Linked DNA regions of Homo sapiens: regions 2 and 3 are each linked to region 1. A link is a loop called in an ENCODE intact Hi-C map of the cell type or tissue named here. Cell type or tissue: PC-9. All regions are shown on one strand.

The links. Peaks named below come from ENCODE experiments on the same cell type or tissue, not always from the same donor. Only the 100,000 strongest peaks of a DNase experiment are listed, where the experiment ranks them.
Region 2: it touches region 1 in a loop (11-fold over the local background); 59 of 110 quality-filtered maps call a loop at or near these places.
Region 3: it touches region 1 in a loop (11-fold over the local background); 69 of 110 quality-filtered maps call a loop at or near these places.

The regions. Positions count from the first base shown.
Region 1 is chr9:114,676,996-114,684,995 of GRCh38, forward strand. It overlaps TEX48 (testis expressed 48), which reads right to left and starts at 5,197. Exons shown (of 5, transcript NM_001199233.2): 1 at 5,040-5,197. In PC-9, CTCF peaks have their summits at 4,889 and 5,097; DNase peaks (open chromatin) are centred at 576 and 5,226; H3K4me3 peaks cover 442 bases; H3K27ac peaks cover 1,108 bases.
Region 2 is chr9:114,908,037-114,916,036 of GRCh38, forward strand. All of the region lies in intron 2 of TNFSF8 (TNF superfamily member 8), which reads right to left. Among named protein-coding and RNA genes, the nearest start is that of TNFSF8, 19 kb to the right of the region's middle. RefSeq lists an enhancer at 1-554. In PC-9, CTCF peaks have their summits at 3,364 (motif pointing left), 3,570, 6,371 and 6,574; DNase peaks (open chromatin) are centred at 265, 1,047 and 3,345; H3K27ac peaks cover 564 bases; H3K27me3 peaks cover 1,679 bases.
Region 3 is chr9:115,009,352-115,017,351 of GRCh38, forward strand. No RefSeq gene overlaps it. Among named protein-coding and RNA genes, the nearest start is that of TNFSF8, 83 kb to the left of the region's middle. RefSeq lists an enhancer at 4,740-4,929. In PC-9, CTCF peaks have their summits at 4,842 (motif pointing left), 5,041 and 5,914 (motif pointing left); a DNase peak (open chromatin) is centred at 4,810; H3K27me3 peaks cover 2,266 bases.

The DNA of each region.
Region 1 (8,000 bases):
ACATGAACCTTCTCTGACTGTTGGAAAAAAACTATGCCAAACAGATCTCCTTCCTCCCTTCCACTAACTGATTTTTAACTTTCTGCACATAAGCTGTTCCTTGTGGTTAGATACGATGCGGGCTAGACACATACAGATGTCACCATTGTGTGGATTTTTTGGTCAAAGTGGGGGCACTCACTAGGTCCATTTAGCTCCAATCTCCAATAGTCTTTTGGATCTGCTGCCAGGTGAGGTGTTTTTGTTTGTTTGTTTGTTTTTTTGTTTTTCCCTAGACCTAGTGTCAGTGTCATGGGATTTTTTTTTTTTAACATGATTTTAGCTCTGATGTATTTCATTGAGTTCTCTTTAGTGGATTTATTTCATTTTCCTATAATTTATAAAGAAATAGAAATTTATACAGGCAGTTAGATCTTTTGTTTTGGAGATACACCATTTAGCAAATATCCTTGCCATTAATCTGCTTCGTATTCTGCTACTTGCTTTAGTTTCAGTTGTCTTCATCCACTTATAAAAATGCTTGCCTCACGGGGTTTGGCTTTGTTCCAGACTGCCTTGTGTATGTTGAATGTAGAAGGATGCACTTCATAAGAAAGGAATGGAAGCATAGCTCTGACAAGCCCCCACCATGAGTCAGCCCTGAGTGTCTGGAGTTTTACTGGAGTGGTAATTGATTTGTCTAGAAGAAATTGCTAAAACCTGGACTTGGGTCCCTCTAAACCTTTGTCAGCATGTGTTCTGTCTTGGTAAATCATAAAAGAAGGTCACTTTTTTTTTTTAGCTTATATTCGGGAGTCAGTAATTTTCAGGTTTTTGATCATGTGGCCTCTTTTAGGCTCTGCTTGGTCAAGAAATTCAAGACACTGCACAAGTAGAAACTGTTTATCAATTGTAGCGTGCTCTTTCCTGCTTGTCGTGGTCTCATCTGCATTAAGGTTGTTGCCTCTTCCTGGAAAAACTCCGTATATATACTCTCACTATAGGTACTCTCATGTATTTGTCTTAATAAATGGCAAAAGTTCACTAGATGACTTAGGATTACTGTAGCCATGATGACAAAGTTTTGATGTCAAAAATCAGATTTAAGAGGAGCTCTAGAGAAGAGAGAAGACAAAAATGCCAAACATAAATAGAAGGCTTCTTTGTCTGGAATGCTATGGCCTCAGGAAGAAAAAGATAAAAAAGACCTTACTCTTACTCAAACCTTCTGACACCTGTTTTCTTTGCTTCTGTCTTTCTCTCTCCACCCAACTTGATCTTTACTACCCACGTATACTCCTCTTACTCCTTCCCCTGGCTGCCCAAATAAACTTTTTCAGGGAGCATTTTTCTAGAGAAGAACAATCACATTGCACAACACCCACCTAAAACTTCTGCACTGAAGGTAGATCAAGAGAGGCCGAATTTAAACTCTGAGTAAGAGTTGAGTTGGGTAAAAATAGAATCTTCCCAAATTTCAGAACAAAAGAAAGTTTGTTTTGTATATCCTGTGTAATTCAGGATTCTGTTCGTTACTTATTGTCTTGGACTATCATATTTGTACCAATTAGTTCATTTCGTTGTTGACCTTTAGGCCAGGCACAGTGGCTCACACCTGTAATCCCAGCACTTTGGGAGGCTGAGACAGGAAGATTGCTTGAGTTTTGGAGTTTGAGACCAGCCTGGACAACATACCTCATCTCTACTAAAAATTAAAATTTAGCTGGGCATGGTGGTGTGCACTTGCACTTCCAGTTACTCAGAGGCTGAGGAGAGAGTATTGCTTGAATTTGAGAAATCAAGACTTCAGTGAGCTATAATCATGCCACTGCACTCCAGCCCAGGCAACAGGAGATCCTGACTCAAAAAAAAAAAAAAAAAAAAATTGTTGACCTTCAACAATGGGGAAAATGTTTAAGAGTAGCAGGATGAAAAAGGTCAGAAGATTCAAATAACCTATCTATGCATAATATTTTTAAGCATGGACTTGAGAGGGTAAGAAAAATAGGAAGTATGCCACATGAAACTATTTTAAAAGATTTTCTCTTAAGGGTGGATAGGGCAAAGATTCAAGAATAACAAACAAAATGATGAATCAATAGGTGACTTAATAGACTTCAGGACACTTTCAAAGGACATTCTGGGGCAAACAAAAAGTGTAAGTAAAAGGAGCCCTTTCTTTATGCAAAAGCTCATATCTAAAATAGAGGATTTAGAAAAAATCAATTGGAATGGGAAATTCCATTAGTGTAGATATCTTGATCATTTTCCAAGAGTCCTAAAATGTTAACTAGAAATCGAGATAATCTTTTGACCTACTAGATAAAACAACTGGCCCCTGAAATAAAGACAGGACCCAAATCTCCTCTGTTCTTTAAGAATTTGGAGTCTGTGGAGAACACTTGCACTTACTGTATGCAGAAAGGCCATTAGAAGAACTAATGTTCCATGTCAGAAGGACAGCTGTCCATATCTGTCTACTGAGTCTTTCTGAGGAGAACTTTGCACTTAACATTTTCCTATTTTGCCTCTAAACTCCCAAAGGGCATTGTCTATAAATATAAATGAACAGCTATACTGCTTGCTTGTTGATATGGTTTGTTTCTTATGTGGAGATCAGACTCTTCTATTCCAACTATAATTAAGACTAATTGTTCTGCATGATGAATACTTAGACCATTCCAGTGCATGATTCTCCAGCACCCACGGTGGACTATGTCTTCTTACACAGAGTCTGAAGGGATGAAACCCTTCTTGGGGGTTTAACTACTAGTAGATGAAACAGACTTCTGAGGATTCTGAGTTGAACAATTTAAAGTGCCTTTTTTCCCCTCACCTTGACTGACACAGCAAATCATGTAGCCCACACCCTAGGGTACACCTGACCAATTTAAAATCCTTAGTTTGAGTAATTATGGATCACAGAAACCTTCGGGTTTTATTTTAGCTAATTAGGGGAGTCTGCACCATTGCTAACACTCCCGTTGTGCCTGGATTAATATCACAGGTGAGGTTAATCTATAGCTAAGCCCAAAGAAAAAGCAGCCTGGCTATCTAAGGTAGATGGTCATGCCAGGGAAATCATGGGGCATGACTCCAGAGAGGCTTTCAGATCTTTTTGAAAATACTTTTAATTGTCATTGTCCCTTTTTTTTTTTTTTTTTTTTTTTGAGATGGAGTTTTGCTCTTGTTGCCAGGGTTGGAGTGCAATGGTGCGATCTCGGGTCACTGCAACCTCCGCCTCCTGGGTTCAAGCGATTCTCCTGCCTCAGCCTCCCGAGTAGCTGGGATTACAGGCATGCACCACCACGCATGGCTAATTTTAGTTTTTAGTAGAGATGGGGTTTCCCCATGTTGGGTCAGGCTGGTCTCGAACTCCTGACCTCAGGTGATCTGCCAGCCTTGGCCTCCCAACGTGCTGGGATTACAGGCGTGAGCCACTGTGCCTGGCCTTAATTATCATTGTCTTGCATCATTCAGGTTCTGTTGTCCAGAGAGCTGAATGCTTTTATGTAGCCTCTGGTTTGACAAATGGTGAAACAAATGATTCAAAGAAAAAATGAGAAGAAATGAGGCAGACTGATACTCAAAATGAAAACCAGATCTCTGTACATGGAAAAATGGAACTGTGTTTTCAAGAAAAGCCAATGACAGTGGTGAAGATCTGGACAATCTTGGAGGGTCTTTCCTGCACCTTTAGTTGAGGGAGACCAGAAGGCAGATAATGAGAATTAAAAAGAGAAGCTCCCACATTCCTAGGTGACGATGGATTGCCCTGTAACCACGGTAACAACGAATCCCCAGAACCTGTGTGACACTCATTTAATCTATTAATGAAACTCCCTTGGTAACCATTCTAACAGACACATGCCAGTAGGTACATTTCATAGCTAAAGGTCTACCATTCCTAAACACTGCTGCCTCTGAAACACCACCAGTCCACGAACTCAACACCTCCCAAAGCCCCTTATGCATCAGCCATGAGCTTTGTTCAGAGACTTTGCCATACAAGCACAGTTCTCCCTTGTTTAACCAGAAATAAATTCAGTTTTTGTTTCATGTAGTGAATGCAGGCATCTTCCACCAAAGCAGCTTATGGATATACAAGAAAATGTAGTTATTCAAATTCTCTTTTTCTCTCTTTTTAATGCAAATGATAGCTTACTATACACCACGTTTTGCACCTTGATTTTTTTCAATTAAAAATAAACCGTGGAGATCGTCCGTATTATCAGCAGCGATCTGAAGCGCAGGTTTGTTGACACCCCGTGCTGATGCTCTCTCCACATCTTTACTAGAAAATTTTGCAAGAAAGAGGGTAGTAGAACCACTTTCTCCTCTAAGTGTTGACAGCAGAGAGCTTTGAGTTTTTGAACCCTCTTCAAGAAATGAAAAGGCTCTTAGGGAGAGCAGTGTATCAGTTACAAGCACATTCTCTGGGGGTATAATTCTTGGAGATCTACTGTTAGCTAGGAAATTTAGAATTTATGACCTCTTTGAATCTCTGTTTTCTGACCTGTAAAATGGGGATGAGAATAATAGTATCTACAATAGAAGGTAGTTCTGAGGATTAAATAATGATGGAAAGTGCTTAGCACAGCTTTCTGGTGTGTCGTAAAGGCTTAATAAATACAGATGAAGGTTCTGATGCTGATGAATATGTAGGGAGATGCCTAGGGGATGTGTGGCACTTCTTGCACTACCAGTGACCCCCTCTAGAGGGAAGCAGAAACCAAAGAAGAGGGCCCTTGGGTTGTCCCCAGTGGGTATGAACTTCAGGTCTCTAGTGACCCCATTGCACTTTGATCAGAAGAAAGATGAATGAGGTCAAACAGGAAGGCTTCTGGCGCTGCGGGCGGGGGTGGGGGAGGTCATTCAGCACAGGTGGAGACTGGGACCCAGAGAGAGAGAGAAACAGTGAGGTTAGAGCAAATGAAGGATGGGGATTGCTTCTTGGAGCAAAATGAATAGGTGTCCAGGAGTGGTGGGGACATTGTGCCTTTTAGTACAGAAAAATTATCACCTCCCGCCCTTTGGTTTAAACTGTGAGCCCCACTCACCTGCAGCTGGCAGAGTAGACAGAAGGCTGTCTGTGATGTCACAGAGCTGGGGAACCAGGGAATGTTGGGGCTGGGATGTTTGGACTGGACCACAACAGCGAGGAGGAGGGAGAAGTTCTGCTGAGCACGATGCCATGCTGGCCACCAGACTGTATACTGGGGCACAAGTCCTGGGGCCTCAGGAAGCACCTAGAGGATGGCCAGAAGGGGGCAGTACAACACTGGATGCTGTAGATCTGGGTGCCATTCTGTCTCTGTCCGCCCACTGGGTAGTAACCTTAGGCAAAGTGACTTCACGCTCAGGTTCTCCCTCTGCAATATGGGAATAATAATAATTTTTTTTTCTTTTTTGAGACAGAATCTCACTCTGTCACCCAGGCTGGAGCACAGTGGTGCAATCTTGGCTCACTGCAGCCTCCGCTTCCCAGGTTCAAGCGATTCTCATGCCTCAGCCTCCCAAATAGCTGGGGCTACAGGCATGCACCATCACGTCCGGCTAATTTTTGTATTTTTAGTAGAGACAGGGTTTCACCATGTTGGCCATGCTGGTCTCGAACTCCTGACTTCAAGTGACCCCCCCCCCCCCACCCCACCACCTTGACCTCCCAAAGTGCTGGGATTATAGGTGTGGCCTTCGCCTGGCCAGGAATAATAATAATTATATGTCCTGTTTGCATTTTTAAGTATTAAATGAAATCAGGTAAACATTTAACATGGTATCTAGATGTAGTAAGCACTTTAAGAAAGGGTAGTTATTAATAACATATGCAAAAATGAAGTGACATTTTCTTCCCTATTTATTTTTCAGAAAAGAAGGAATCACTTTGTATTGGAGTCCTGACAAAATCTCTCAGCTTATGGGGCACTCTTTCCATTCCTTTATTTAGGACAACCAAGTACTATTCATATATGGGGAAGCCACATTGGATTAACATGTTCTCAATCAGTGCTATCATTTGATGCACAGAGAGGTCACTGGATACAATAGAAACAGAAGAAAGCAAAGGAATTCAGCACAGCTGTGGGGTCATTCATGTGGTTGGGGCGGGTGATGTGACTCCACAGCTGTGCTGAATTCCTTTAATAAATATTTGATGGTGAGTTAAACAGCCTTTGAAAGCTCACAGGTAAAGCCACATTCTTTTTTTTTTTAAATTATACTTTAAGTTCTAGGGTACATGTGCACAATGTGCGGGTTTGTTACATACGTATATATGTGCCATGTAGGTGTGCTGCACCCATTAACTCATCATTTACATTTGTTATATCTCCTAATGCTATCCCTCCCCTCTTCCCCCCACCCCACGACAGGCCCCGGTGTGTGATGTTCCCCGCCCTGTGTCCGATGTTGCCCGCCCTGTGTCCAAGTGTTCTCATTGTTCAATTCTCACCTATGAGTGAGAACATGCGGTGTTTGGTTTTCTGTCCCTGCGATAGTTTGCTCAGAATGATTAAAGCCACACTCTTAAATGGTAATTGAAGGTTCTCCATTTTGGCTGCAAGTGAGATTCACTTGAAGTGTTTTTAAAACAAAGAATACCTGGGGCCTAACCCCAGATAAATTATAATTTTGGTAGGGTGTGGAAACTGGGTAGCAGTATGTTTACAAAAATTTCCAGGTGATTCTTGAGTATAATCAAGAACTGCTGAATTCCATTGTGCAGGTCATTATATACAGGTAAGCGGTGGTTCTCAGATCAGGCTGTATATTAGAATCATGGGAGGAGCTTTAGAAAATGCCACTCCTAGCACCTGCTCCCAGTCAGTAAAATCACTATTTTGGGGGCAAGGGCCCAGGTGTCGATAGATTTTACAGCTCCCCAGTTGATTTTAATTCGCAGCCAGCATTAAGAACTACTGATTTATAGAGGTTTTTTTTTAATCATAAATTTCATTGATGTGATACAAATGGATCCTTTTTAGCTTGGGATGAGCTTTTCAGGAACAGCATTATTTATATACAGATTCAAAAGCATTATTTAAAAAATAACTTAGAAATGAAGATAATATATTCTGAAAACCTGTGCTAGATGAGGTTAAAGATGTGTATGAAGCATTTGAATGAAATTGTTTCAGAAAATGAAAGATTGAGGATAGTGATATAGTTTGGCTGTGTCCCTACCCAAATCTCCTCTGGATTTGTAATCAAAATTGTAATCCTCACGTCGGGGGAGGGACCTTGTGGGAGGTCATTGACTCATGGGGGTGGTTTCCCCCATTCTGTTCTCCTGATAGTGAGTGAGTTCTCACGAGATCTGATGGTTTTATACGTGGCAGTTGCTCCCGCTCTCTTCTCTTTCACCTGCTGCCATGTAAGATGCGACTGCTTCCCCTTCTGCCATGATTGTAAGTTTCCTGAGGCCTCCCAAGTCATGCAGAACTGTGAGTCAATTAAACCTCTTTTCTTTATAAATTACCTGGTCGTGGGTATTTCTTTATAGCAGTGTAAAAACAGACTAATATGGATAGCAACACAGGTATTTCCAAATTAATGTATTTTATATAATATGCTCTGGCAAACACATATCAGGTACTGACTACTTATAAGTTGATGCTTGATTATTTCACCCATAGCACTAAATGTGTATATATTCAAATTGGAGAAAATACTTAAAATCTTTGCATAAAGAAACTGCCTTCTGTTTGGGGTGGTTTACCATTCAAGCATGTATGGTGTGATTACTTTCTTCTCTTTGGGTCTGGGAGGGGAGATGGGCCAACAGGCTTCTGTATTAATTTCTGGTTCAGGTAGGGAATAATGAAATCTTGACCTGATGCACTGGGCTAAGACAAATGGGTGGATTTTTACTCTGGTGATTTCACAGTGGGTAAGTTCTGGGGTCCGAGTACCTGGGTGGGACGCTTGCCTTCCTAACTTAATGCATGACCTGGGCCATAGCCATTAACCCCTCTAATTCTCAGTTTCCTTAACTTTAAAATAGAAATAATAATAGAGTTGGT
Region 2 (8,000 bases), 230 kb after region 1:
GGCACTTGCTGGGCTCTCTACCTGGACTGCCTCCTTCACCAGGCAAGTTTTTCCTTGTTTGAAACACAGCCTAGCAGTCAGCTCCTCCAGGATACTTCCTTTGCCTATTTGCCCATTCTATCAGACAGTGAACCCTCAGGGCAGAGACTCCTGTTTATAAACCCCCACTGCCCAGTCTAGCAGATGCTCTGTAAATATTTGTTGAATTGAATCACCTAGTTCATCTTTCTTGTTTCCCTCTGTGGATACAGAGTAAGTACTTAGGACAACAGTGAGGTGAATCAGGACGCTTGGCTTGCCTTTTGCCTGAGGGCTAGAATAACACAGGGCCTCATTCTCCCACTGGCATTGCAGGTCAGGCTAGATTAGATGGGAAGATAAGATTCATGCCTTGGGCTGAGGCCAGCACAAAACATCAAGAACAGGCTCTGCTCATTGGCCGAAAGCCCTCTTACACTGTTCTCCTTACCCCTTATGGCAGGTGAGCCTCTGTAAACAGGTGGCTGGAGAAGTGCAAGCCCAGGCTTGCCTCTCACACGTTCTGGTTCTTTTGTTGTTTTTTCCCCTTTGGGTTGACCTCAGTTGTAATTCTGAGAAACCCGAGGATGGAAAAAAAAAACACCTTATTTTGAAACATTTGCATTTCCTGAAGTCAAATGGCATGGTATATTTTAGTTTTTCTTTAAAAATCATTTAGATGGTTTCTAGCTAAAGGGAAAAACACAGGCAGCCCTTTTAGGAATGATGTTGCCAGAGCTGGTTCAGAAAGGGGCTAAAAGCAGGACACTAGAGGAGCTATTGAGGGAATGGGCTGTTAAACTTGGAGAAGACCCCAGAGAAGGGCACAGCCTCTGTCCTTTAATGCTTGATGAGGCTGTCGGCACACCGTGGGGCCCAAGCACTAAACCTCCAAGTGGAAGAGGAAGGAGATGAAGCCCTCAGCTAAGAGCTAACACTGCTCTAATCCCCATTTCTCAGATGCAGCAATGGAAAGACGTACACTAAAAACACCTATGTCACACTGTGAGTCACAGTGCTGGCAGCTCACAGAGTTGACCAGTCAGTGCTGCTCAAAAAAGAGGTGGGCTGCTTTGGAGGTCATGAGGCTCTTATCAAGAGCTAGATGAACATTTCATGGGTCATCAGCCGTGTGGCCTGAGTCTTCTCATCACCCTGTGAGTCTATGATATAACTTTCTTTTTTGGTTAGGAAGACAGAAAAACGTGACTTATAAATAGTGGCATTACATGCAGCTGAAATTCTGCAATGTCCCTGGAATTCTGAAGGCTGGGAGCAGAGGGAGCAAAAAGTGATGCCTGGAGAGGTTTAGTTTGAAGAACAGAGCATCAGAGTGGGGGAAGTGAGAACTGTCTGCAAGTCACGGCTGAGTTGATGACCTGGGAGTTAGAATCCTGGGATTTCTCCTCTCTGGGCTCTAGTGTCCCTATTAGGTTTGTGCAAAAGTAATTGTGGTTTTGGCATTAAAAGCAATAACAAAAACTGCAATTACTTCTGCACCAACATAATAGATGAAGAGCAGTGTGGATTTGATGATCTGTCTTAAAGGGCCTACCTAGCTTATTTCAGCAGGCTGTATAGACTCAGCCATCCCCTATCAGACCTGCTGGTGGTGGGGGTGGGAAGGTTTGGGATGGGGAGTCGGTCCCAGCTGCACCTGTCTATCTTTATGGGCATGTTGCATTACCCAAGGTAGGAGACTGTGTCTTCACACATTCAGGTTTTCAGACACCTGCAGTAGTAGAACAGAATATTTTAGCTCTGAGGACAATCTAAGTTATGAATAGTCTGGTTCTGTAAGGATTTGCATAGTTTGGAGAAATGAAAGTTCCCTGAGATGGCCTGGTTCAGGCTTGGTGAACACATAACCCATGTGCTCCTCAATGTTGCCCCTATGGCAGGCTGATCCTAGGTCATCCAGAGAGTTAGTGAGAGAGACAGGACCAGAGACCAGGGCTCCTTACTCTTTCTGTAGGGCAGTCTATCTTTCAGACAACCCTAGCACTGCCTGAACTTCCCTGAGGACCAAAGCTTTCAGATGCATCAGCTTTGTAAATCATCTTTCCAAGCTTTAGCCTCTTCTAGAAGGATCATGGGACTTTCTGTGGTTTTGTTTGAGAGGCTGAAGAGAAAGATGTGCCAACAAAACCCTCCTGGCCAGTTTCACACAGAGGAGAGAGATAGAAAGAGAGGTTGCTCGAGGTGGTGAAAGGAGCATATTCTAGAAGGTCAAGATTATGGAAACCTTAAGACTAGCTCTCACCTTGAGATTTCACAATATTAGACAGAAAGGGTCACTAAATGCCATGCTAACAGAGATCCTAGTTTTAGGAGTGGCGAGACTACCCAGAGAGACTAGGGTCTGGCCCAAGACTCCACAGTAGGTAAATGGTGGAGCTGGGTTCAGAACACAGGGCTTCTGACTTCTAATCCAGGGCTCTTCTCTGACTTTCAGTATTCCTGTGGAATAGGAAGGGTTAAATGCAGGAAGAAGTGGGTTTGCAGCCACTACAGACACTGGAACTGAAAACTGACAAGACAGCTGGAGGTGCTGGGAAAACAAGCACTAATGAGCTCCTGGGTTCCATCTTGTGGGAGAATGCCAGCAGATGACTTCAGGCCCATGTGCTGAACACTGCCAAGTTACAAGTCATGGGCACATAAAGATGCAAATATGCTCAAGGCGGCTCTACCATGGCAAAACAGACCAAGCCAACCATCCCGGCCAGATGGTATGTGGTTTGAGTGCCAGGTACCTTCCAGATGTACAGCACCTTTGATATAAGAACAAGGAAGACACGATGCATCGCAAAAAGAGCACCTGAATTCTGGTCATAGCTTTTAGCTCTGGATCTGTCATTTCCCCTTACTGAGCCTCAGCTGCCACATCCATTAAGTGAGAATTAAAACAATCAACCTAAATGTATGGATGTCATGAAGATGCAATGAGACCGTGGATGTCAAGTGATCAGTGTGGCCTGTGGCTAGAGGAGACACTCAGTAAAGTAGATTCTTTCTGCCTTACTCCTCTTTTCTTTGTTGTTATAGTGGCACAGTTTAGCAATGCCACTTAGCAGAGTGAATTGGCAGATGAAATGCTCATTAAAATGAAGCTCATGACATTATTTGATGGACGGGAGCTTCTCAATTAAGTACCTAAGTGTTTAAGGCTATCTGATGCTTCCAGGAATGTGTGCTGAATCCTCTTTACATTTGTTGAAAAATGTTTTAATCCTTCCAAGAAGGAAAGGGATTATCCTAATGACTCTGCATCTGCCATGCCCTGGCTTCTTCATTCCAGGCTTCAGGGACAATATCCAGGAGAGTCCCAACAGTGACATCTAGAGGACAGTCTCTCCCCTCTGGATAAAATTTGGATTCAAAGTGAGTCCTTAACCTGAGCAAGGGTCATTTCAACTATTAGGTTGGTGCAAAAGTAATTGAGGCTTTTGACCAATTCCTTGATATCACTAAGCCAACTAGTAATAGAGAGATAAACTGCAGGATGGACCATTTGTTAAACAAAGGACCACTAGGTGACCCTGATTTCCAAAAGGATTTGGAGAATGCCCATATGAACACACTTAGTGCTGACTGAGCACATAGGAAGTGATCAGTAAATATAAATTAAGGTCAAGTTGGAATTCCTTTAAATAATTTAAATCCTGCCTCCCCCCGCCCCCTGCCCCACCTACTTTCCTTGGGATGTTAAGGTCTTTTCAGTCCTGACTTGTTGCAGTGTATCTGCAACAGTTAGTAAACCTGTCTGACACTATGGGCATTTCCTTGGAATTCATTTATACTAAACACAGGTTGAATTGACATTACTGTGGGTAAGTAAGAAGCATCTTTAAAGTCTATAATTTAAAAGGAAAGGTGAGTCTGGAGACATAGGGTAAATTTTGCTAACATTCTAATAACCTTAATAAAAAAACACTCCCTACCTGTTCAAAATGCAAAAGTATGGCAGCAATTTTAGAAAGTTCGTTTTGGGTTCAAATCAATTTTAGAAAGTTAGACAGACTTATGTTCAAATTCCACGTCTGCCATTACTAGCTGTGTGGCTTTGCAAAAATCATGCAGCCTCTTTGAATTGTCCTGTTTTCTTCTTAAAAGTGAGAATAATAAAATAACTGTCATGGAGAGTTGTAGAGAGGATTAAATGAGATAATGCATAAAAATGAGCCTGGTGTCTACCACCCAAACTATACCAAACAGTGGTTGAGTCCTGTGCCCTAGTCCATGGTTTGTGCTGCTTGAAATGTAGAAACTTAAGCCAACACATGTTGTGTCTAGATAGTTTGAATGAAATACATAACAAAACAATTTCAAGGAATGGGCCTGCTTTCTCTCCCTTACCCTCCCTCACTCTGTTGCCAGGCTGGAGTGCAGTAGTGCGATCTTGGCTCACTGCAATCTCCGCCTCTGGGGTTCAAGCGATTCTCCTGCCTCAGCCTCTTGAGTAGCTGGGACTACAGGCGTGTGCCACCATGCCCAGCTAATTTTTGTATTTTTTTTTGAAGACAGGGTTTCACCATGTTGGCCAGAATGGTCTCGATCTCTTGACCTTGTGATCCACCCGCCTCAGCCTCCCAAAGTGCACGTTGCCTCTTGACTGCTTCCAGTGTGGTGTTCCGCTAGGGCGGCTGTCATCTGATTGTGACCATGGGACATGAGGGATAGTTGGGTCTTAGTGAGAACCTAGTCTTGGATTAATGTCACTGCCTTCAAGGTGCAGCTTTTATTGTTTCTTTGGGGTGGGTTCATTTGGTAAAATTAGAGAGCCAACCTCACTTCGTCTTCTTTAATGCCATTTTCTTTTTAGCAAGTGGAGGGGCAAGGAGGGTAGCTGCCACGCCTTATAAAATTGCAAATGTTAGAATGTTAAAGTGGTCAAAGAATCCTAAGATATTTGTTTGATTCATAGAACGCTATAATCAAAGCAAAATCCATCTCAGGGTTAGGACATCTGGCTTGTTCCCCTCACTTCTGATATTTTAGAAAACAGGAAACCCAAGACCCTGAGAGGGAAAGTGAATTGCTTCAAGTCCCAAGACTTGAATGTCAGCATTCCAAATTCCTGGGCCAGTCCTCTGCATTTCATACCCCAACTTTGGCTACAGACTGAATTCAGGCGAGGGTGGAGTTGTCAGGACCCACACGAGGTCTATCCACTGTTCCAACTTCCTTAGGGCCTCCAGGAACCTTTGGGTGTTGGAGGCTACATTACATTTGTAGGAAAGACAAATCTGTCTTAACTGGTAGGCAGTGGGGAAGGAATTGTCCCAAGGCACATGACCCTTCAGCTGCAAAGCCAGAGCTGAAATTCAGCCTCTAGAACCCTCGCCATGGACCATGTTTCCCCTCAGCACTTCACCTCATTCAAACCCATGCGTGTGGCCCTCTGTGACCCTGAGCTTGGTAACAGAGAGTGCACTTCTGAGACATGAAAGCCAAGAGCTGGGGGCCGCAGGTGCCGAAGAAGTGATAGAGCTGATAGAGCCCTGGAAGGGGATATGTAGACTTGGCCAGCAGGTAGGGGCACTGGAAGGATTTGCGGTACTGAGTTTTCCCAGATGGTCTACAATACAATCCCAGCTAAGCACAAGGGCTGCAAGGTGGATACGCTGGATTTGAGGTCTCACCCCTCCTAACCAGCTCTGAAATTTTAGGCAAGGCAACAAGCCTGTCTGTGCTCCAGTTTCCTTACCTATAAAATGGGGCTAATTATGATTCCTGGGGGCTTACTGTGAGAACTGCATGAGTGAATTACTAAGTACTCAGCCAATTCTTGGCACATAGTGATGCCTGTCAACGTTCATTATTCTCACTCTGCCGTGGCCTCATACGGATGCAATGAGGGAGTACAAGAAAGAACACTGACTACAGAATTCTTCTAGTGCAGGTAAGAGCTATCATTTGGTGGGGTGATTTGTTATAAAAAGGGCCAGGGTATATTGAGAAGGCCCAGAGGTGAGATCAAAGGACCAGAATCATTCTGCAAATCAAAGTCAGAACAATTTGAATTTCTGCAGAGTTTATGAGGGAAGTGGAAAGTGGAGGGGAAATGGGAGAAGGACATTAAGACAGGAAGGAGAGTGAGTCAGTTCAGGTGTCAGAGGGCTGAACCCCAGGGAGGATAGCTGTCCCTTGAGAAATTCCCAGTGGCTGGAATAGCTGAGGTCTTGCAAGAACAGAGGGACCTAATATTCAATTCTGTGTCATCTGCTGGGCTGCACTGGGATGTGCTACACTGCCCTACCAGCTTCTCTGCATACCCCAAATCCTTCTGTAGATGTCGCTATTCATAAATGTGGGTTACTATTCAAACTTGGAAATCAAGGCAAAAGTGGCTGTCTTCTCTGATTTGGGCAAATAAGCCAGAAACCATGTGCAGACATGAGATTCAAAATTTGGTGGAAGCAGAAAAGTGAAACAAGGAGTGATGAGGAGAAGGATGAGCTTCACTCTCTTTACAACATTCTCCTTGGTTCCGTGACATTTGTGAAATGAGATGGGAACATTTTATCTGGATATGAAAGAACAGAGTGGATCCTATGCCCAAAGGACATAGGTTCAACCAGGTATCAGATGAGGGTCCAATTGCTGTCCCATTTCATCCTCATGGTGGCTTCATGCAAAAATCATTATTAACTCTGTCTTCTGGGTGAGAAAACTAAAACCCAGAAAGGAGAAGGGTGTGGGGGAAAGGTTCTCCTCCCAGGCGCTCTTCCTGGCTTACTGCCTGTGAGGTGTCAGTTGGCTGGGGGCTATCCTGGCCAGGAATGGGAAGCTTGTGATAGGACTCAGAAATCCTTTCATTACCCAAAAGGGTTTGATTTTTGGTGTTTCCTCTGTAGCGAAGTGTATCCTGTGTTTTTTCTTTAGCATGTGCACATAGCTCTACATCCCAGGCTCTGAGCCACTGCTGATTTTCTGCTGATGGTGGAAGATTTTCAACAGCCAGTGAAAAAGGGCTCCCTAGAAGGTGTCTAGCTTCTGCCCTTTTCCTTTCTAGTGACAAACCACATGCTGCCCCTGAAGCTTCCTCCCAAGAGTACCTGAAAGATGGTTCCCCTCTGCCTGGAATGTCTTGCAATGGCTTTTTTCAAAAGGGACAATTTACTGCTTCTGTGCCTGTTTAAGCTGGGTTCGTTGGGGAAGGAAGCTGTGACTTCAGATTTCCTTGAGATTTTTGTTAGGTTTTTTTTCTTCTATTTTTACATATTGTACAAAAGAATTATAGTCTCATAAAGGGTCAAAGCTGGAGAGACTCCTCCAGGGCATTTAGTACATTGCTGTTATATTACAGATGAGGCTCAGAGAGGAGAAAAGACTTGTTGATGTGGTCAGTTCTGGAGCCCAGGAATATTTTTTCTACCTCACCCTACTACAGTGTCTCTGCAGATTGCTGAATTAAGGGGATGTTGACTTGCATTAAAAGCAAGAGAAAGTCAGGTACTGCCTCCAGCAGGTCACTGGCATCTCATGGTGGAAGCCGGTCATGCAGGGAGAAGAGGGAGGAGCCCCGGATTCTCACTTGGCCATTAACTCCTTGTATGACCTTGGGCAAATCACCTGGCTTCTTTAGGCCTCAGCGCATCATCTGCAAAATGGGAAGACTATTCCCCATGTTGCTGTGGCTTGCTCACAGGGTTGAGGTGAGAATGAACCCAAAGGAGGTATGGGAAGGTCTTTAACAAAAGTTTCACAGTCCCATGGGGATTATTGAGTTGGTGCAAAAGTAATCATGGTTTTTGCCATTGAACATAACGGCAAAAGCTGCAATGTCTTTTACACCAACCGAATATTATTAGCATTTAAAAAAATCTGGTTGTGGAAACATTGAATTGTAAACTGAGGTTGGTTTTGATTACTTTGTGTTCTGATATTCCCATTCATGGTCCAGATAAGAAGAAATGTGATAAGTGATTTCGTCCATGGTTGTGAAAAGTTTGGACTTTATAGACCCAGGAAATTTC
Region 3 (8,000 bases), 330 kb after region 1:
TTTACATGAGAAACACTTATAAAAGTGCTGGCATATGCCAGAAACTGTGATAAGTGTTTGATGTTATTATTTTTAGCATCAGCATGCATTTAAAGATGGTGAATCTGAGGAAAAGAAGTCACATATCTTTTTAAAAGTGGTAATCTGTAAGCAATTTCATGTTTTTAATATTCTTCTATAGTACGTTTTTGCAGAAGGACTTGCAATGGTTTATGGATTAAAGAGAAAGCAGTGTTCAATCATTGGGAAGAAAAAGAGAACAGAGACCAGTGGAAGAAACTAGAACAAATTATGCCATAGACATAAATGTGATGATTGGAATAAGTGGCCAATGAGTTCGTCCTTACTTACCCTGCAGCTAAAGAAGCTGGTTGACACATATTTCATTTCCTGATTACAGCATCAAATACATTCATTTTCAGAAATAAATTCTTTGGGGGCTTGGTGGGGCAGATGCCGTAGGAATCTACCACGTGGTTCCCTTAAGTATAAATGACTTTGAATACATTTTATTGTATCTCCTTGTTTAGCTTTACTATGAAGAGCTGTTAAAGATGTGAACCTCTGGAAGATCAAGGACTTTGCCTTATGGAATGCAAATAACCAAAGTAGAAATCATGGTATAAATGAAAGACAAATACAAGTGTTGGCTGCAGAGTGCTATCTCATACTTAGCAGGGATGTACTTAAGTCTTACATTTGCTTCCTTCCCTCTGTCCTCAAACTCCTCCATAAAGCACTTGATCTATCTGTCTGCTCTTCCTCCTAAATTAACTGAGAGCATTTGTATTAGTTCCACTTGTTAAGCAGCCAGTCAAATGGTTATTGATCATTTACTTTGTGTGAAGGATGTCTGTAGAGAGTCAAGGGAGATACAATTTACTGGGCACCAATTATATGCCAGACACAGACTGGGACACTTTATATACACCACTGCATTTGTTGCAATCATATGAAATAGTTATTATTATTTCTGATTTACATATGACAAAATTTGTATCTCAGAGACATTGTGTAATGTGAGCAAAGTCACATGGCTACTTTCATAGCAAAACCAGGACTTCAAACCATCCATCAATTGATTCATTCATTGATTTTGCATATTGCTATCATCTTTGCCATGTACTGCTGATACAAAAAATGCTAAGGAATGATTCCTGCCTCCAACACACCCTCAATCTGGTCAAAGAGGCAATTTCCTGACTCCATGCCCAGAAGTCTTAGGTATAACCCAATCTCAAGCCTTGGTTTTGAAGACATGTGTTACATGATATACATCCAGCTATTTAAATGTCAATTGAATGCCCTTGGGAATTATGTGGGAAAAAAGAAAAGGATTCAGTGGTGACTGAGGCTGGAGGCTGAATGCTATTAAAACATCATATCTCTTTTTACACTAAAGGTCTCCTTTACAGGGATGAAGTCTTTGAGCAAGACTCTTGTAACTTTCTAAGTAAAGTTTAGACAGTCTCACCTAAAAGTGAAGTTTTGCCTGGAGCAATCTCTTGCAGAAATTATCCTGATCCAGGAGGCAGTGATATTCTCCTGCAATGTAACATGGCCGAGGCTGCAGATTTCTTTTCCAGTAAGGAGCTTGCTTTGGAGAAACTAATTAAACCTGGAATTTTTAGAAGGCTTAGGGTTTTGTCAACTTGCAATTATGGATCCTTACCAGCATGTTCCCTGAGGGAAGGACTCTGCCTGTGCAGGGGAACAGTCAGCACTTCTGTGTTTATTCTCCTTTCTGTCTCCCCCAGGAGTCATCTTCTTAAGAATAACATCTGTGTTTTGTGATGTCTTGACTCTTTCATGATTGTCCTTCCTTTTGTGGCATTTGAAACTCAGGCTGGAGACTGAAAACCTGGAATAGAAACGTTTTTTGACAGCTTTCATGCAACAACTAACTCGACAAGAGGTAAGCACACTTTAGGGCTGGAGGGAATATTACAATACCACTTTATTGAATGTCTGAACCACCCCCAAGACCTAGAGTTCTTCCAATATCTTCCAGTATCACTTCTATAACAGCTTGTTTGTTCTTTGGATGGCTTTGGTTATTCAAAGTTCTTTTCTTATTGGAGTGCAGTTTGTTCCCTTACAGATTTCATCATCAGATTCTAGTTCTTCTCTGTCACACAATAGAGTATGTCTGTTCTCTCCTCTCCATGACAGATGTGCAGAGATTTTAAGACAGAGACTATGTCCCTGCTTATTATTCCATTTTTTTTCTAAAGAGGTGGAGTTTCTGGTTGTCTCACTATCCTGGTGGTCTAAATATGCTTCATTCTAAGGATGATAAATATATTAGTAAGACACATCTATTAATTGAATGGAAACTTCTTTCCTGGTAGCCTGGTCGTGACCTCTGAATCCTTTCCAATAACCTCCAGGCAGCTATTATAAATTTATTTCTTAATATAGAGATCTTAATTGTGCAACTACTATGTTCAAGTGCTATGCATTGGGGATGCAGCATTGGAGATGGAGTGCTGAACACCGCAGCCTGCTCTGGAGCTAACCGAGACTTGCAAAAGAAAGATGAGCACTGAGCTGAAGGCTCTTTGATACCTTTGAATGTGGCTTTTTGGTGGAGACACATTTTCAAATCTGACTCTGATGCTCACCTGAAGGGTGTCCAGGTGGAGAGTGATCCTCAGCTCCTGCTGAGCTGGGTCTACTGTGTCTCTTTCCCAAACCACTTTCACACCCAGAAGATCTGCTCTGCCTTGTTCTTTGCTGGCTACTCAGAAAGCCCTGGTGGCAGAAAAATACATGAAAAGCCGATGCCTCTGGGGATAAGCAAAGCTTCATTTTACACTGGGAAACAGAGGCCTTTATTGGAGAAGCTGTTGAGAGCATAATCAAGTGAATCCAGTGTAGCTACGCTCCTACCATACCTGGGAAATTCCCCCTTGCTCTCTGCCCCCATCATCTGAGTAATCTATTTTAGTTAAAGATGGTAAATCAAAGGCTTGAAAGGTCAATTAATTTTGCCCCCTTTCCCACTGATCCATGAGAAATGGTGATTCTCAGTGTAAGGACCTCTGTCCTAAATTGAGAGAATGCTCTCCAAGAGACCACGTATGAAGTCTCTGGAGAAGTTATTCTGGTTGGAAATATAACAGGTTCTGTTTTTGAAATGACCGATATTTATGGTTTTTTTTTTTCTCTAAATATCCTGCTGGATCTCTCAATTGTCAAACAATCTCTGCCCATTAACTCGTCCTTCCTTAGGAGAGGCTGCCTCTGTTAGTTCTTAGTAGAACAATTCCTTTGCTGTTTCTTTAAATTACATTCTTAGGTTCCTATCTGTTGAGGTCATGGTGTGGGGTGAGTGAGAACTGAATTCAAATCTACAATGATTACCTGGTGGCTTCAGGAAAATCACTTCCTTTCTGAGTTTGTGTCAGCTTTAAAATGATGATCTGGGAATATAGTTGGCACTCAACAAATTGAATAGACAATAAGTGAGGCTACAGATGGCTGCATTCTCCTCTTAGGTCATATATTCAGTCAACACGTAATGATTGAGAAATAATAGAACAGGCTCTGTTCTGGGTGCTAGGGCCACGGCAGGGGGAAACATACAAAGTGCCTGCTGTCATGGAGCTTGACTCCTAGAAAGCATGCACATACATAGGTAAGCCAGTACTGTGTCAGGTGGAAAATGCACTATGAGTACTGGGAATGGGGAGGGTTGTTTGTGTGTGCATGTGTGATCTTGCACATATAGGTGTGATGTGTGTGTGTTTATGTAGGATGATGAGGATGGTCTCGCTGAGAAGATAACATTGGAGATGGCTGAAAGAAATGAGTGAGCCATGCATGTGTTAGAGGAAAGAGCATTCCAGGAGAAGGGTTTGCTGTGGGAGTGCGCTTGCTGGGTTTGAAACAGCAGGGAGGCAGCGTGTCTAGAGTATCATGAGAGGGGGGTTGAGGTCAGGGAATATAGGCCTTGAAGGCTACTGTGATGTCTCAGGCTACTTTCCTCTGAGCCGTAAGGCCGGCATTGGAGGGGTTCAGCAGTGGAGTAGTAGACCACAGCTCAGTGTTCCTACAGGACCGCTCTACAGCTCTTTGGGGTCATAGACTGGCTCTAGGAGGCAAGTGCTGGGGACACAAGGCCCTTGACTTTATTCTCAACATTGCCCAAGCTGCTTAGAATAATCCACAGGGATCATCACCTAAACCAGGCTTCAGAGATGTAAAGGAAAACAACAGCAACAGCAACAGCAACAGGAACAAGTCCACATTTTTAGATGTGCCTCACCCTGTGCTAGTGAGTTAAGTGTCAGGGCAGGAGGATCAAAGCCTTCTTGCTAAGGGGCCAGAAACAAGCCAAAGGGACAAGCACAGAACAACAAAAAATGTGCATGTTGGGCCTTCACAACCAACAATACGGTGCTGTCAAATCAGGTGAATGAGTGATGGGACATGGATACAATGGAGGCATTAAACATGTTAGACAACGGTTGGTGGTCCTTGCCAAACCTGAATGGAGACTGGACAAAGGCCAGAAACTCCCTGTGTCTCATGTTCCTGTCCCCCCACCCCAGTGTACACCTGCAAGAGGTGATCAGTGAGGTGGTAGGGTGAGGGTGCTCGTTTTTGTGTAGCAGATGGGGAGTCAAGAACATAAAAGGAGGCCTGCCAAGTTCCTTCCCACTTCTGGGAAGGGTTCTAGCCTCTTATTGAGAGAAGGATTAGCATGAAGGCAAAGTTGTTTACCTAAAGATGTCTATGAGCCTAAGAAGTCCGGTAGACATCAGCCCCATCCACTTCAACACATCTACCAGGAGTGCCTGGTTAGTGCCCTCCCGAAGCCAGGTGGAGGCTGCCATCTGCTGGTTGACTTGAGGATTTTTACCCAAATGTTTAGTTTGCCTTTCAATTTTTAGTGAGACAAACCTGTGTTGACAGCATTTTCTCCAGGCAAGATGCTGTCGGTTTTCTCTTTTAAACTATCACAGATTCTCATCAGGGTAGGTACACTTCATGATCATTTTGATGGATGCTCAGAAGAATTAAGCAATTAGACCAAGATGATCCAGTAATTGGAAAACATGGGATTTGAGCTCAGCTCTCACTAAAAAGATGGTGACTGTAAAGAAATTGTTATAAACACGTTGGCTTTGCAAACTGTAAAGTGTTATGAGGGAACCAGTAAATGGCAGGTGCTCCAAGTGTCCTAATTGGAAGAGTGAATGAAAGAATAATTGTGCAGAAGGATGTTCCTTAAGGCATTGTGACTCAAGGAGTCAGAGAACCCAGCTTTGACACTTGGAGGCTGAGTGAACTTGGGGGAAGTCATTTCACTACTCTGAGAAACAATTTCTTAACCTGTAATTGCAAATGTGCTGGGCAAATGTGCTAGGCAAATGTGGGAGCTGTTTTTTTTTTTTTTTTTCTTGACAGAGTCTCGTTCTGTTGCCCAGGTTGGAGTGCAGTGGTGCTATCTCGGCTCACTGCAACCTCTGCCTCTTGGGTTCAAGCGATTCTCCTGCCTCACCCTCCTGAGTAGCTGGGATTACAGGCATGCGCCACCATGCCCAGCTAATTTTTGTATTTTTAGTAGAGATGGGGTTTCACCATGTTGGCCAGACTGGTCTCGAACTCCTGACCTCAAATGATCCGCCCACCCCAGCCTCCCAAAGTGCTGGGATTACAGGCGTGAGGTACTGCGCCCAGTCGGAGCTGCTTATTTTGACTGCATGTGTGTGGTTTTATTTTCCTGTAAAATGTTGAAATCCATGTTACATCCTGGTGGGATTGAAACAATTCTCAAGAAAGCCTTTTTCTACTTCCTTTACAGAGATTGTAATTCCTCTGGGAGTTCCCTAGGGAGGGAGGAGGATGAGGGGAGTGAGCCCTCTGCTGGTTGCTTATATGTCCTGCCAGCCCAAACCTGGGCAGCAGGCACATGCAGGGCACCCCTGGTACCCCATTGAGGCTGGGGGGCACAGGTGGCCAGGGGCACATGCATCTCTAGTGAGGAAGCAGGCTTTCTAAAGAGCAATGTTGATGATGCCATCTGGGGCTGAAAACCCTTGGCAACTCTCAGCTGGGCTCCAGGACGCCAAGCCTTCAAGGCAAGGGTCTACCTCCATCCTCACCTCTGCTCCCCACACTGTCATCCCTTGTGTCCATCCACAAGCCTCCCCTTGGCCTTACCACTGGTCTTCATTTCTAGCTGCAGTCACCTTGAGGGAGGCTTCCTGATTCCTTCCCCACCCTAACCTAGTGCTCCAGGAGTTAATGGGCCCCTGAATCCAGTCTCCCATATCCCTAACTAGCCTGCCTTAATTAAAACTGATGCCCACATCCAGGAAAAATCCACTATAGGAGTTGAGGGCTGCTCAGGAACAAGGGTGGGGACATAGAGAGCTCTCTGGGACCCTAAGCCCCATGAATTTTACTTTCTAAATATCTCTTAGAACCATAGCTCTGTCTCCACGACACCACACTTAGCCAGGCTCTATCACCTTTCACCTGGATTCCTACAGTAGCCTCCTCAAAGGTCTCTTCCCACTTTGCACCTCCCAGCCAAAATCCAAATGCAACAAAAAAGATGGCTTAAAAAAACAGATGTGATCACAATGCTCTCCTGCTGAAAACTTCTCAGTTGCTTTCCATTGAACTGAAGAAAAAAAGCAAAATTTTTATTCTGGACCAGGAAGATCTGCGTGGCTGGGTTCCTACTGACTCCTGAAACCTCATCTTCCACAATGCATCTTTTGCACCTATGCCTCTGGCTTTCTCTGTGCACAGCGTGACAGCCATAGGACTATAGAGATACCTGCCTTTTGCCTTCTGCCTCTCCTGCTTCCTTCACCTGGTTAACTCCTACTTGCTCTTTGGATCTGGGTTCAAATGTCTGTTCCTCAGAGAGCCTTCCCCCTCAGATCCCCTTTAGACGTCTTCATAGCTTTTTATATTTGCTTCCAAAGCACAGCCCTCAGTTTGTAATCACACATTTGCTTGTCTGATCATGTGTTTGTCACTGACCTCTCTGGGGCACAGAGGCTGCATGGAGGCAGGGAATGTGGTTGTTTCACTCACATAGTGCTGAGCATAAGCGGGGAGGTGCTCAACACTGATTTTTAAATGAAAAGAGAAGTGAGAATCTTAGAAGGAGACCGACGAGGACAGCCCACAAGGAGCTCTCGGATTTTCCGGGCTTAGGCAAGGCATGGTGGGAAGACCAGCTTGGGTGGGGCAAGCTGAGAATGGGGAAGGACTGGGCTGTGTAGCCAGCTGTTTTGAGAGCATACAGGTCATAGGAGGCTCAGTGAGGAAGAACCTGCAAGGTGTGTCTCTCCTTCTGGAGAACAGACAGTCATGCCACACTGCAGAGGAGTATGCAGCCTGGATTTTCATCAGAATCTCCTGCCTGGTTGCTGTGGTGCCTGGGATGATCCCCAGCCTCCTCTGGACTGCTGCTTCCCCATCTTCAGAAGGAAAGAGATGAGCACGAATTCAATGCAACAAATATTCATTGAGCTCATCTTCTGTGCCTCCTGAGGGTTTCTCACAGGCCCACCCTGTGTGACCACCCTACTTTGAATACTGTGACCCTATCCCCTTACCCTAGTCCCCTTTGTCCTTATTACCCTTGAATATACCATTTAATTTGATCATTTATTACATTCATCATTCATTGTGTTTTGTTAGAATATAAACGCTATGACCACAGGGATATTTTCCTCTTTTTTTCACTGACAAATCCACACGGGAGGTGCTCCACAAGCATTTGTGAAAAGAATGAAGTTCTGTTTTCCAGTTAGTGTGGCTTGTTGAAAGGAATAAGATATCTTCACTGAAAAGAACTTGGATTTTGGAATCAGGCAGCCTGGCTGTGAATCTTGGTCTGACCCCAGTGGCATGGCTGCGAGAAGCCACCTGACCCCTCTGAGGCCTAGTTTTCTACATGACATGGAATAGTTCGATTTGTCTCACAGGTGACTATGATGCTTAGGATACTTTGGATATTTAAAGTGTCA